Linked DNA regions of Homo sapiens: all the other regions are linked to region 1. Evidence: chromatin contacts called from ENCODE Hi-C or POLR2A ChIA-PET data. All regions are on one chromosome and are shown on one strand. Each heading gives the region's core, a stretch centred on a gene start or an enhancer-like site at or near the end of the contact. The rest is flanking DNA. Distances are from core to core; before and after follow the strand shown. Region 1 holds the start of QSER1 (glutamine and serine rich 1). Region 2 holds the start of CAPRIN1 (cell cycle associated protein 1). Region 3 has its middle 51 kb from the start of LMO2.

Region 1 (4,266 bases), core at 832-3,331:
AAATTACCATCAGCAAGAAATAATGGGTGAAGTGCCAAACGTCTTTCATGAAACTCCTTAAAATGGCTTACTTGTATGTAATACAAAATTATGGCTATTTCTGAAAGGTTTCAGCATTTAATTACTTAGCTCCAAATTGGCACATCACATTATTTTTGTTAACTCCCAAGTCTTGAAAACAAAGGGCCTAAAATTTTCTGAGAAAGCTTATATTCCTATTCTTGAAGCAAATTTTTCTCATTCTTTCACAATCGTCCCAATGGACAATCTAAGACAAAGACCAGCTACCCTTCACACTTATTTGCTCAATCATGAACGTAGAACTTTCGTAAAAACAAAGAAGATAACCTGGAACACGGTAATGTATAAACTTAAAACAAAAGTTCACTTCTGTCGTGAAAAATAATGAAGAAATCTGATGAGATCATAAAGCCACGAAGCTTCCTGTTGGTAGCTGAGGATGAAGTCATTAGCAACCCAGGATTCCCTGGTCCATGTAATCAGAAGCTGCACCTACCAGATTCTGTATTGTTCGGGAGAGGTGGCTTTAAAACACCCCGCTCACCAATTCTCCAAACCAGACCACGCCTTCCAGTTATCATTCAAATGGGACCGTTTCACAGTGTGGCACTACTACACATTTCCCGCGAGCTTAAATATCAAGTAGGAGTCAAAATTTTAGATTCCCTTGGTCATGCAAGATGAACTCTTGAACCCCACGCTACATAATGCACCCGGACCTTAAAGGCCGAGATGGAGAAGCATGCTTTGGTTCTTCAACCTTTACGGCCTTCACTACCCCCACCCCAACCCCCGCCCCATTTCTTCCCAACTCTCAGTCACCCCGAGGCATAGAAGGCAAAGAAAGATTCCTTACTTCCTGCTGTTGTTAAAAGGGGAGGAAACCTAAGAGCAACTTTGAACGCGTGGAAGAAAAATCGCCTAAATCTTGGCCACCAGCGCAAACATATGTCACCCGGCCCTGGAGCCGCGTTCGCGCCCTGCCGGGCCCCCTCTTCTGCCCTGCGCCCCGGGGATTCTCCCGTAGCCCAGCCCTCCCGGGCCCCCCAGTGTCTCCGGGACGCGGTTCCGCGACTCTTCCTCTCCCGCCTCCGCAACCCTCACACGCCGGAGTCCCCAAGACCGCATTGTCGGCCACCCAGGTTCCAATACAATGGATCGCCACTGCCCCAAACTCTCCGGCGCCCCCTTCGGACCCCCGGCGCCAATCCTGGGTCTCACAGATCCCGAGTTCAGCCACGAGCCCAAACTTCACCATGTGAGAGCCCAGGACCCAAGAGGTGACGGAGCCCCACGACTCCCGCCCAGCTATTCCTTCACCCGCCGTCCCCAGGCGCGAATCCTGCACCGGGCGCCCCCACCTACCCGCGACCACCCCGTAGGAGTCATCAGCCGCCTCCCCCGAGCTGGCCGAGGGCGAGCGGAGGGCTCCCCGCCCGGCCCAGACCTCTGGGCGGCGCTGCAACCGAGCGAAGGCCCCAAACGCATCCCCGGCCTTTCCTGGTCCACCGCGACCCCGCCGCCCACCCTCCCTACCTGGCCTTGAGGCTGGGGCTGCTGCCGCTACTGCAGCTGCCACTGCTGCAGCTGCTGCTGGCGGCGGCGGCGGCGGCTCGGGGTTCGTACGCCCAGGCTGGGGCGGGGGGCTGCGCAGCGGCGCTGGCGGGGACGGGGGCGGCGGGGGGCGCGGGCGGCGGCGGCGGCGGCGGCTCGGTGAAGCCCGAGGTCGCGTAGTTCCTGTCCATCGTGGGGGTGGCGTAGGGAGGGCGGGCAGCAGCGGGGGATCCTCCAGGGCTCCGTGTGACGGGGGCGGGCAGGGAGAGGGGGCGGGGGAGGAAGAGGGGGCGGCGGCGGTGGAGGGAGCTGCCCCCTCACATGGCCCCGGCGAGCAGGCGGGAGAAGGGCGCGCTGGCGAGTCTGGGCCGCAAAGACCCGGGCCGCGGCGGGCGGCGAGGCCCCAGCTGGGCGTCAGGGAAGCGGAGGCACCCGCGGCCGGGACTCGCGGCGACGGCGGCGGCGGCGGCGGCCGCTGCGCCCCATGTTGGTGGATTTCCCAGGATGCACCTCCCGCCCCCCTCCGCCCCGCGGCCTTGCCCCGCCTCCCCTCTGAGCCCCGCGCTTGCCGCTCGCGGGGCTGGCGGGCGGCCGCGAGGCCTCCGCCACCGCAGGACGCTTCGCGAGGGACAGTTGGGGCCGAGAAGGCGCGGGTCCTGCGGGGCCCGGCCGACTTCAGGGACTCCGAGGGGCGCCCGCCAGCCGGAGCCCGCGAACCGCAGACTTCCCGCCTTCCGCAGCCCGGAAGGGAGCTGTCCGCACTCGCCGCGGCCCGCGTGGGAAGGGACCGCGCCTGGCTATCGCCCCGCGCGGGGGAGGGGAAGTGGAGTGGAACCCAGCGTAGGGCGCTGCTCAGGGGTAGCCGGGTCAACGCTTTGCTTGGAGCTCACTATTTGACCCTTCGGGTTATTTTGAGGGACTCCAGTACTCAGTTCCCTGATCGCGATTTCTTTCTCTGCGCCCCAATCCAGAAACAGCTGAGCGAGCTCTTTTGCAGTTCCGCTTACTCCCTCCCCAAAGCTTGCTGGGCTAGAGGACCCTTTTCCTGCTGTTAGGGGAGATTTATATTCAAAGAGATTCAAATTCAAACGTATTATTTTCCAATCCTCGCTGAAAGGGCCTTTCCCAAGGGCTCTTATTAACTGTCCCCACCCCCACCTTGGGGATTTTTCTCGCTCTGGGTTTCAGAATCTTCTATCCCAAGATAGATAACCACCTCTTCATTGATTAATCCAACTACCATCTGGATGACTTTAATTACAATAAATTTAAACTCACCATGCACTCTGATGTTGAGGGGTTTTGTTTGAGACTTGGAACTTCAGCAGGACTCTCTCCCCAAACATTTCCTATCTGATCTCCAAGCTGCTTGGTGTGCGGTAATTTAATGACTATTTGCGGTTCTTCTGTTGCATAGCAGAGTTGTATTTCTTGTAATAACTCACAAGTATTGAAACTAGGGAATCGTACAAATCATCGTTTGGCCCTTGGGCCATAAATTTAAAGGTTAAAATAACAGTAAAATTTCTATTTAATGACCACCTCCTTTTAAAAATCAATATTGGTTTAACACCTATTATGTGCTTAGCACAGAAATCTATCCCTCAAGATAAGCATAACATAAAGGTTTAAGCAAATCAGCCGTAGTGAAAGACCTAATAAACTTGATACGCTATCTCTGATGACCATTGAAAAAGTTTAAACTTTGGTAATAATCTGGTGTTGGATCTGCTATGCCTTGCGAGATTAATTTTGTTCTGGAAGATCCTGTTTTCCTCCTGGCGCCTACATCCTTTTGTTCCTATTCATTCCTTTTTGCAAGTCTTTCTGCACCTGTGATGCTTGGAGCCTGGTCCCCGGGTGGGGAAGCAAGGAAGTGAGTAGTCGTTATTTACACATGAATTCAAACGTGTAGGCACAGCGACTTTGCCAATTTTATGTTAATTACAAAATGCATTTACTGAGGATATCTTTGAAAAGTGGTTTTTCTTTGAAAAGGAATTTGCGAACTAATCTGAGTTCATGCAGAGAAGTAACGTAAATCTTCATTACATTTATTTTTCTTCCTGCAAACTGGAAATGTGGGATCTAAATTAAAAAGTTTTCACAACTAGCTATTATATTTATAAGTACTTTTGTGAGCGCTAAAGTTTTGTCTCTATGAAAAGTATAGGAAATGGAGTGGCATGCTATAAATGTTTTATGACACTTAGTTTGAGATACCCACAACTGGCACTCAGAGTGAGTTACGCAGGCAATACCAAACAAGTGGCAATAAAACCTTTATAGTCCCTCACACCATTATGTAGTTTGTTTATGTCACATAAATCAGGGAAAGATATTAAGGGAAAATTCTAGTGAGTATTTTTAGTAATATTACTCTGTCACCATATGTTCCTTTGCCATTTAAATGAAATTTCCTTAGTTCACTCTAAATCAGTACAATTATATTTATTTTCAAATGTTACATGTCTACAAATAACATCATTACATTTTTTATCAATACTATTTTTAATTGACAAATCATAATTGCATACATTTATGGGGTACAATGTGATGCTTTGATATATGTAAATAAATCTTTTAAAAATTTTGTACACTTGATGATACTATCTGAAGAATGTCTTCTTCCCTACTGAAAATATACTTCCAGCTCTGTGAACGTTTCGGGATCTCTCAAATGATTCGTAA
Region 2 (4,266 bases), core at 671-3,170, 1.2 Mb before region 1:
GACTAAATATTGAATCCAAAAAATCGTGGGTGTGGCTCGATTTTTTTTTTTTTTAGAGGGGGGCCTAAGGAGGCCAGTCGGGGCGGCTGCCTGGTCTCTGCCCTCCCCCTCTGCTTTCGCTTTGTGCTCACAATGCAGCTCCAGTAAAGCGCTTCCCTCTCCCCGCAGCCGCCGCCATGTTAGACGCTCTCTCCATGTGCCCCGAGTCCCAGCCATCCTCTCCAGTCTCCCCAGGACCCAGCCCCCAACGAATCTAAATCGTGGCAGTCCCCCGCCCCTTCACAGTCCCCTAGGAACAAAAAGTCGCTGCAGAAAATCATCTCGCGATTGAGCTGAGCCTGAGGCTCGGGGGGACACCTAAACAATTGAAACAAAGAGGGAAACGCAGGGGAGCCCATCGCATGGGCGCGGGGGTAGCAAATCGAAGACCCATTCAAAATGGGCCTGCCGGAAAGGCAGTTCTACCTTAAGATTCTAAACACACTTCTCTCCTACGGAAGAAGAGGGGACGCTCGACAGGTCTCGAGTGCATGGTAACCGAGCGGACAGACCCCAAGGCTGCAGGACGCAGGCCGCCCCAACTCCACGAGGCGGTCGGTTGAACCCGGAGCCCCCCGCGCAGGGACCTCTTCATTTTGGGCCCTCGTCAGAGAAATCGGGCCTCAGAGACGGAAAGAAGGGCACCATACAGTGAAGTCCTGACGACAGGCCCCCACCCTCACATGTCCCACTCCTAAAGGCCAAAAAGCCGGACCCACAGCGGAAGAGTAATAAAGAGGCCTGGGGTACAGTGCCGCGTCCGAGTCAGGTGACAAGTGCCTCTTCCAAGAGCCCGTTTTCTGGGCACGAAGCTCCCGCTGAACGTGGAGACGGGGCGTGTGGGCCAGGGGGTGGGAGGAGGGGACCTAGTAACGCTCCCGAGACGAAAAGAAGCGAAGGCTCCAGCGACCAGGGTCGGAGGGGCCGCAGAGCCCGGCCGCAGCCACCCCTCCCTTCCCCGCCAACTCCTGGCACCTTTTTCTTCTCCAGGTTCCGAAGTTTCTTGTCGATCACCCCGAGAATCTGCTTCATGGCCTCGGTCTGGACAGCGCCGGTGCCGGTTGCGGGGTGCTGAGAAGCCGGCGCGGCGGCCCCGGCTCCCGCGGCCGCCTCACTCCCGGAGGAACCCGACGGCGGTGGCGGTCCGGACGACTTGCTGCCGCTCCCGCTGTGGCTGGTGGCCGAGGGCATCTTCAGACCGCAAGGAGAGAGAAGAAAAAGCGGGAGGAAGGACAAGAGCGGCCAGTCAGGAGACGGACGGGGCGAGACGCGGGACAAAACGCGCAGCGAGCGGTAGCCTACGCGAGCGGGTGGGGGAGGGGGCGCGGCGCGCCTCGAGGGCAGGAAGAGTGCGCGGGCGCGCGCGCGACCCGCCAGCGGGGCGCCCGGCTGGGCCTCGCACCGCCCCCCGACCCGCCCCTCCCCCGCGGAGCCGCCGGCTCGGCCTACCAGCCCGGGGGCTCCGAGGCTCGCGCCGGAGGCGGGGCATCGCCGCGCCGGCCGCCAACGGCCACTGCAACGGTCCCTACCGGGGAGGGCCGGCTTTTGCCGGCTTCCGGAGAAGGGAGGAAAGAGAGAGGTCGGGGCTTGGGGGCAGAGAAGGGCATGGGAAATGACCGGGGTGGGGTGGGGGGACTTGGGGGCAAGCCCCTCGGAAGCTCCAGCGGGTCCGGAGATAAAGGACACCCGGGCGCAGCGGCCCTCTTCCCCTGCAGCGGCTCGGTCCCGGGTGGCGCTCACCGTGCGCGCGCGGAGGCCGCTGGAAATCACGAGTGGGCAGCTGAGGGGGCAAGGGTGGTGGTCCCTTCCGGGCAGTGTCGCGCGCTCCGTGGGCGCAGGCCGCTTCGCCCTGTCCCGCTGCACCGAGAGCCGCTCCTAGTGAGGCGAGAGCCGGGAGCGGGAGGGACTTAGCCAGCCAGCAGCCCTCTGGGTCGCGAGGGGCGGGAGAAGCGGAGAGCGGGGGCCTTCGCGGCCGCTCGGGCTGCCCGGCGCGAACGCCTGCCCGGAAGAGGCCGCCCGCTAGCTTCTCCGCCGTCCCCCGGCCCCGGCGCTGTGGGGCGCCTCCTGGACGCAGGTGGGGATGGCCCCGGCAAGGCCGAAGGAAAGGCCCCTTGAGTTTTGAGAGCAATCGACGCTAGGGTCCTTCAGGCGAAATCGTTTGACGCCCAAACGGGGACAATAGGTGTCAAGCAGCTGGCTCTGGAGCTGGCAACTGCCCCTTGAAGAGCCCTTATTTGGGGTGGGGGTGGGGGTTGGGGGGCAAAGGTTTCTGCAAGTAAGGGGTGCGTGGGGTGGGTGGTGCGATCCCAGCTTCTAGAATTCCTTCTGTATGCAGAGCGAGCAAACTCCATACCCCAAAACGTCTTTTGAAAAAAAGACAACTCGCCGCTTCCCCACCAAACAATCACCCAGTAACCTAGGAGTTCTCTGTAGAACGTGTCGGACACGGTCATGGTTGGTGGCTTTTTAAATCCTAAAGCTCTGGCCTCACAAAGAGTCTTCAGCTACCCTATGATGTTATACATCCAGTAGGCCTGAGTATTACGAATTATTAGACTTTTGTTTCCTTTTTTTTTAGGTTTACCTAACACTGTAAAGAGAACGTTCAATGAAATACAAAGAAAAAGATGATTTTTTTGCTCCAAGAGAATTATTCCAGCCTTGGGGTGGAGTGGGTGTGGACAGTGAGCAGAAAAACAAGAAACCAAGTTCTGGGAGGAAATAAAATGAATATAATCAGTGGAAAATTCAGCAACGCAATATTGTGTGACAACAGTAAATGACCAATTTATAATTTAAATTCTATGAAAAAGAGATTTAGAAGAGAGTTCTACCAAACCCACTGTTCCCTAGGGAATAAAATGAGTAACGCTGACTGGCAACAGTGCATCCTGAGGGAGCCTGGAGAAACAACAGCAGCCTCCGACCTCAAGATATCCTGGTTAGCTGCAAAGTCTGTTATATATTCATTCAAATATTTATTAAGCACCTTACTGTGTGCTGGGAACTCTTAAGTGCTAGGGATTATGAACAAAACATATTTACATGGAGCTTACAATCTAAGTAAGGGGAAGACAAGTAAATACATGTCAGATAGTGAAATGGTAGAGAAAAGAAAAAACGGTGGTCAGGGAAAGCCTTACTGACATTTGAGCTAGTACTGAAGGAAGTGAGGAAGAAGGCTAAGCAGCTACCTTGGAGGAGGAATTTTCCAGGTAGAGGAAACACCAAGTACTAAGATCTGAGACGGAGTGTGCTTTTTGGGTTCAAGGAACAGCACGGAAACCATAGTGGCAAGAGCAGAGAGTAGGAGATGAGGTCAAACATATTAAAGGGGGCTGGTCTTGTAGGGCCTGAAAGACCACGGTAAGGACTTTGGCTTTTGCTGCATTAGATGGGGAGTCATAGTTTCAAAATTTAGTCACCTAAACCATCCTTAGCACTACGCTGAGCAATTATGCCAGGCCTAGAGGCTAGAAACGGAGATGATAATCCTTTAGCTCCTTGCAACTCAAAGTTTATTCAGCCCAACCTCTCTCACTACCACTATCACTACTATCTTGGACTGCATAGCAGACTTAACTGAATCTACATTTTAACAAGATCTTCAGGAGATTTGTGTGTACATTAAAGTTTCAGAAATCACTGTTTTGTTCCTCGGAATTGACCAATGTCTAAAGTTTTATTGGGAGACATCCAATCCATCTATGCACATCCATTCTATGACTGCCTCTCTGCCATAGCACAGCAGAGTTGAGTACTTGGGTGTGCAACAGACAGTAGGGTGTGCAAAACCTAGAATACTATCTCTTCTTTTACAAAAAAAGTGTTTGCCAATCCCTGGTTTAAAACTACAAAGGGGCCAGGTGAAGGGGCTCATGCCTGTAATTCCAACACTTTGGGAAGCCAAGGCTGGCAGATCACTTGAGGTCAGGAGTTCGAGACCAGCCTGGCCAATATGGCAAATCCTGTCTCTACTAAAAATACAAAAAAATTTGCTGGGTGTGGTGGCGCATGCCTGTAATTACAGCTGCTCAGGAGGTTGAGGCACGAGAACCCGGGAGGCAGAGGCTGCAGTGAGCCAAGATTGTGCCACTGCATTCCAGCCTAAGCAACAGAGTGAGACTGTCTCAAAAAACAAAAAACAACTGCAAATGGTACACATCCATCACAGTTCAACAGAGGGCCCTGTTCGTAGTAGTCACTCAGTAGATTCATGCTGATGCC
Region 3 (4,266 bases), core at 1,028-3,527, 1.1 Mb before region 1:
GATGGATGGATGAATGAATGAACGAACGAATGCTTTCTAAGTGCCCAGGATATAAAAAGCTAGACAAAGTAACTTAAGGCTCAAATATGCGTGATAGTCATGACTGTTCAATATGACTTCGGACCAAGGAATTTGGACTGAAATGCTCATTAGAGAGCAACTAAAAGCCAAAGTCAGCTATTCCCTTTGAACTAGGTATGACAAAGTTGGGACTGGATATTATCTTCTGAAGCAGCTAACTGTTACATGAAGACAAGGGAGTGGGAGGTCTCCTGGGCCCAAATCAAATGCATCAAAGACCATAGTGTCCCTTCCCCAGATCCCAGATGTTCACACAACATGGCCAGAGAGATTAGTACTGGTCTTCCTGTGGCTCCCTGATGCTGCTATCCAGCTGTTATCTGGCCCAACCTGCTGCCAGGCCTTGGGGAGGCTGAGCCACAGCCCTGCCTCAGAGGGGCCCTGTCATCTTTCCATTAAAGCTACCTCCATTACTTCTAGTGACGGAAATGTTCTACCAGCTACAGGGCATTGGGGTGTGCTTAGTCTCCAGAACCACCTCTCATTAATCAGCCACCTCCAACCATTTTGGTGCCATAGGGGCAGAGATTCACCTCCGTAACAAAATATATGAAACTTGGATGGTGTTTCCTGTTAAACGAATGAGTCTTCTGATTTCTTTGATCTCACCCTCCTACCAGACAGAAATTGATAAATGGGGACATGTTCCAATGAGAGTGACCAGCCTCATGGACTGGACTCACAAGCATTCTGGATGGAGACATCTCGGAAGGAATATACCAACTCTTTTGTAATATTTGATGAGTTTCCACACAGAAGCAGTGTTAGACCTAAATTTCCTATGGTTCTGGAGAGCACAGCAAAAACTAAATGATGGCTCCAGAGCAACAGCATTTAATTCAAATAAAAGAAGAAATCTCTATCAACCAGAATGATCTGAAAACGAAATGGACTACCTAGTTGAGTAGTGAGTCTCCTGTCCAAGCCTTACCTGGGTATGAGTTGTATATTTCATTCTATTACACATATAATAAGGGACGTTTCGTAGGTAGGCTATTCCTGAGGAAGGTCTGGACACTGAGAAGTAGGGAAAAGGGATACTCTAATACAAATAAAAATTAAACATCATTAGTAGCTCCCTATGTGGGTAATGAGCACTTCCATGTACCAGCACAACAATCCTGTGCAGTGAGTCCTATAATTACCACCATGATACAGGCAAGGAGACTGAGATGGAGACAGGTGTGTAACTTGTCCAAGGTTGCACAGCGAGGAGGTGCAGAGCTGGGACTCAAATCCTAGCAGCCAAACTACCACCCATTATGCCAGAGTACCCGCTCCATTCCTACTTCCTCTCTACCTCCCCAGTCCCTTCTATTATAGTATAAAACGACTAGAGCTTGAAAAAGAGATTTCTGGACAGGCACGGTGGCTCACGCCTGTAAATCCCAGCACTTTGGCATTTTGGGAGGCCAAGACAAGAGGATTGCTTGAGCCCAAGAGTTCGAGACCAGCTGGGCGACATAGTGAAAACTTGTGTCTACAAAATAATAATAATAATAAAAATGCCGGGCACGGTGGCTCACACCTGTAATCCCAGCTCTCTGGGAGGCCGAGGCAGGTGGATCACTTGAGGTCAGGAGTTCGAGACCAGGCTGGCCAACATGGTGAAACCTTGTCTTTACTGAAAATACAAAAATTAGCTGGGCGTAGTGGCGCACACCTGTCATCCCAGCTACTCAGGAGGCAGAGGCACAAGAATCGCTTGAACCCAGGAGGCGGAGGTTGCAGTGAGCCAAGATCCTGCCACTGCATTCCAGCCTGGGTAACAGAGCGAGAACTTGTCTCAAAAAAAAAAAAAATTCTACCAAGAAAATTCATCAGAATGGGCCCCAAACTCAGAATAGTAACTAACAATTAAAAAAGACCTAAATCAGGGGAAATGACCATGCTTGAGTACAATTTGCAAATCACCTTGAAAGAGAGAGTATGTCTTCCAGAAAATCGAGAGCCAATTTTAAAACACCCACATCCTCTGGGCCTCTCCCTCCTCCCCAAAGTTTCTTCTGGCCTTGCTCAGGCAAAAATCCCTTTGCCTTCATTTGCATTGTTCTTGGGAGGGGGAGAGTGAGCCAGCTCTGAAGTCACTCCTCTGAGAAGAGAGCCAGAATCACACCACAGTCAGTGTGACCAGCGTGACCTCCGTGGGAATTTGGCTGAAGCATCCAAAATGAGTCAAATGAATTAATCAACTCTTCCCCTAGAGAATGCGGACACTTGATCCTTCACAAGAAAATGAGGATGCCCCACCCAGTGGCAAGAAATGAGGGCACTGGTTACCAAAAGGAAAATAGAAAAATGGGAAGAACAGTGTTTTAAAGTGCATCTACCTTGTTTGACCCTGAGCTTGGGTGGCAGACCCAGGTGGGTCTGCCAGGCCACCATCATTTGTCAAACTACATTCACCCTGGACATTCAGGAAGGCCCTAAAACTGAAACAGCATCTCCCAACAGCATCTGGAGGACCACAAAGAATTTCTGTGGGGCTACATCATTTTCCCCAGTGTTTCTCTATGCCTTGCAAAGCAGTTGATTATGAGGATCCTAGGCTCTTTTTTTTTTTTTTTTTTTTTTTAAGGGATGGGGGTCTCACTCTGTCTCCAAGGCTGGAGTGCAGTAATGCAATCATAGCTCACTGCAGCCTCAAAATCCTGGGCTCAGGGGACCTTCCTGCCTCAGTCTTCCAAGTAGCTGGACTACAGGTATGTACCACCATGCCTAGCTATTTAAAAAAATTTTTGGAGAGATGGGGTCTCACTATATTGCCCAGGCTGATCTTGAACTCCTGGCCTTAAGGTATCCTCCCACCTCAGCCTCCCAAAATGCTGGGATTGCAGGTGTGAGCCACCGCCCTCTGCCAAGGATCTGAGGTTCGTGAATATCCCAGAGCCCTGATACAATCTAGAGGTCACATTGTATTAACTTTTTCTAACTCCTTCTTCCTTTGAGCCACCTCATGAAGTGCCTACTTACTTGGGGTTTCCATTCTAGGCTGCAGGGGTCCTACCCATTCCCACATCATCACCTTTCCACCAAGGAATCTGAGGGTGACCTGGATAGTCATGATTTTTATTTAGCAAGACAGTGAAAATAATTTTCATCTCAATGAAATTTTAAGACCAAGCAGATTGTGCATAGCCCTCCTTGGCCTCCTGGGACCCCAGGCCACTGTGGCCCCACTAGCAGGGAGGAGAGGATGACTTTGCAATGTAAGGGCTATTCGTCATTAGAACAACAAGGCCAGCAGCAGCATGGCTCTGGCCTTATCGGAGCAGGAGGCCTCGCTGGATTCTATTAATTGCCGAATGCTGTTGGGTTTGGCAGATACAGGAAGCAGTTTACATGGCTACACAGTGCCCTGGCTCACAGTGTCTCTGAAATGGTATTATTGTAGTGGGATAATTGTGATTAGGGACAGTTCCCCGAGGAAGACCAGGCCTTTGATGATTGAGTCACTTCCTCTCTACTCTACTTCAGTGTGATAGCGTGGCTCGCCCCACAGACACACACACCCTTTGCTGGCCAGAGAGCCCTGAGTCCCACAGCAGGGTTCCCAAACCAAGAGCCAAGAGCTGCATCAGAGCCAGGATCATTGGAGAAATGGAAGCAGGCTAGAGACCACCCCCCACCATTTTTTTTCTTTTTTAGGTCATGATGACAAGCAACCTGGTTAATGATTTCAGTTGTAAATGTGTCCCTAACTCCTACGACAGCATGTGCTTTGGAGCTGGAGGAACCAGGCTCTATGTTTACTGGCTGTGTGACTTTGAGAAGTCCATTCTTTGAGCCTCAGTTTCCCCATTTGTAAAGTGAGGATGATAAGAGAATCTACCTCAAATGATCATTGTGGGGGTTAAATGGGATTACTTTAACGTTTGTAAGCACCTGATAAATGGTAACTATATTATTATTATTGCCATTGTTGTTATTGCCACTAAGTACTGCCCCCAACCCCAAGCAATAATTTCCTGAAGGCTGGATCGGGGTGCCTCTGCTTGGTGGAAATGCAGCCACCTCAGAGATGAAGGCTGAGGAGGGATGAAGCTGGCCTGATGAGAAGGCCTGGAGTAGAGCCACATCCCAGTCTCAGCTGCCTTAGGGGCCATTCCCCAGGCCTGAGCTCCCCGGGAATCAGAACCCACGTCTCTCTCTGTGCACTTGGCAGGCAGTCTCTAATCCTGCTGG

What was found. A loop is a pair of places that touch in the nucleus more often than their neighbours do. ChIA-PET counts read pairs that join two places held with the same protein, here RNA polymerase II (POLR2A). Pooled maps may share reads with other maps.
Region 2: a loop to region 1 is called in a map of CD8-positive, alpha-beta T cell, with 10 times the contacts of the local background. The contact joins the promoter of CAPRIN1 here to the promoter of QSER1 in region 1. A Hi-C loop is called at or near these places in 5 of 168 maps with a recorded cell type or tissue (B cell, CD8-positive, alpha-beta T cell, OCI-LY7 and 2 more), 6 of 37 single-sample maps with no recorded cell type and 15 of 50 pooled maps.
Region 3: a loop to region 1 is called in a pooled map, with 4 times the contacts of the local background. The contact joins the enhancer-like site here to the promoter of QSER1 in region 1. A Hi-C loop is called at or near these places in 2 of 50 pooled maps. POLR2A ChIA-PET finds 5 or more read pairs at or near these places in 2 of 52 experiments (A673 and WTC11).

The regions. Positions count from the first base shown.
Region 1 is chr11:32,890,626-32,894,891 of GRCh38, reverse strand. It overlaps QSER1 (glutamine and serine rich 1), which reads right to left and starts at 2,081. Exons shown (of 13, transcript NM_001076786.3): 1 at 1,558-2,081. The coding sequence starts at 1,766. RefSeq lists silencers at 1,309-1,708, 1,789-2,408 and an enhancer at 3,156-3,730.
Region 2 is chr11:34,049,385-34,053,650 of GRCh38, reverse strand. CAPRIN1 (cell cycle associated protein 1) reads right to left here and starts at 1,920. Exons shown (of 19, transcript NM_005898.5): 1 at 1,780-1,920; 2 at 1,015-1,230. The coding sequence starts at 1,230. It overlaps LOC101929918 (a long non-coding RNA gene), which reads left to right and starts at 324. Exons shown (of 3, transcript XR_931177.3): 1 at 324-1,332; 2 at 2,618-2,980. RefSeq lists enhancers at 47-326, 357-426, 497-566, 637-706 and silencers at 1,317-1,616, 1,657-2,206, 2,066-2,265.
Region 3 is chr11:33,941,027-33,945,292 of GRCh38, reverse strand. No RefSeq gene overlaps it. Among named protein-coding and RNA genes, the nearest start is that of LMO2, 51 kb to the right of the region's middle. RefSeq lists cis regulatory regions at 35-658, 3,151-3,748 and an enhancer at 1-2,554. Within about 2 kb of position 2,277, at least 5 of the 41 ENCODE cell types and tissues checked have a DNase peak (open chromatin) inside an H3K27ac peak, as active enhancers do.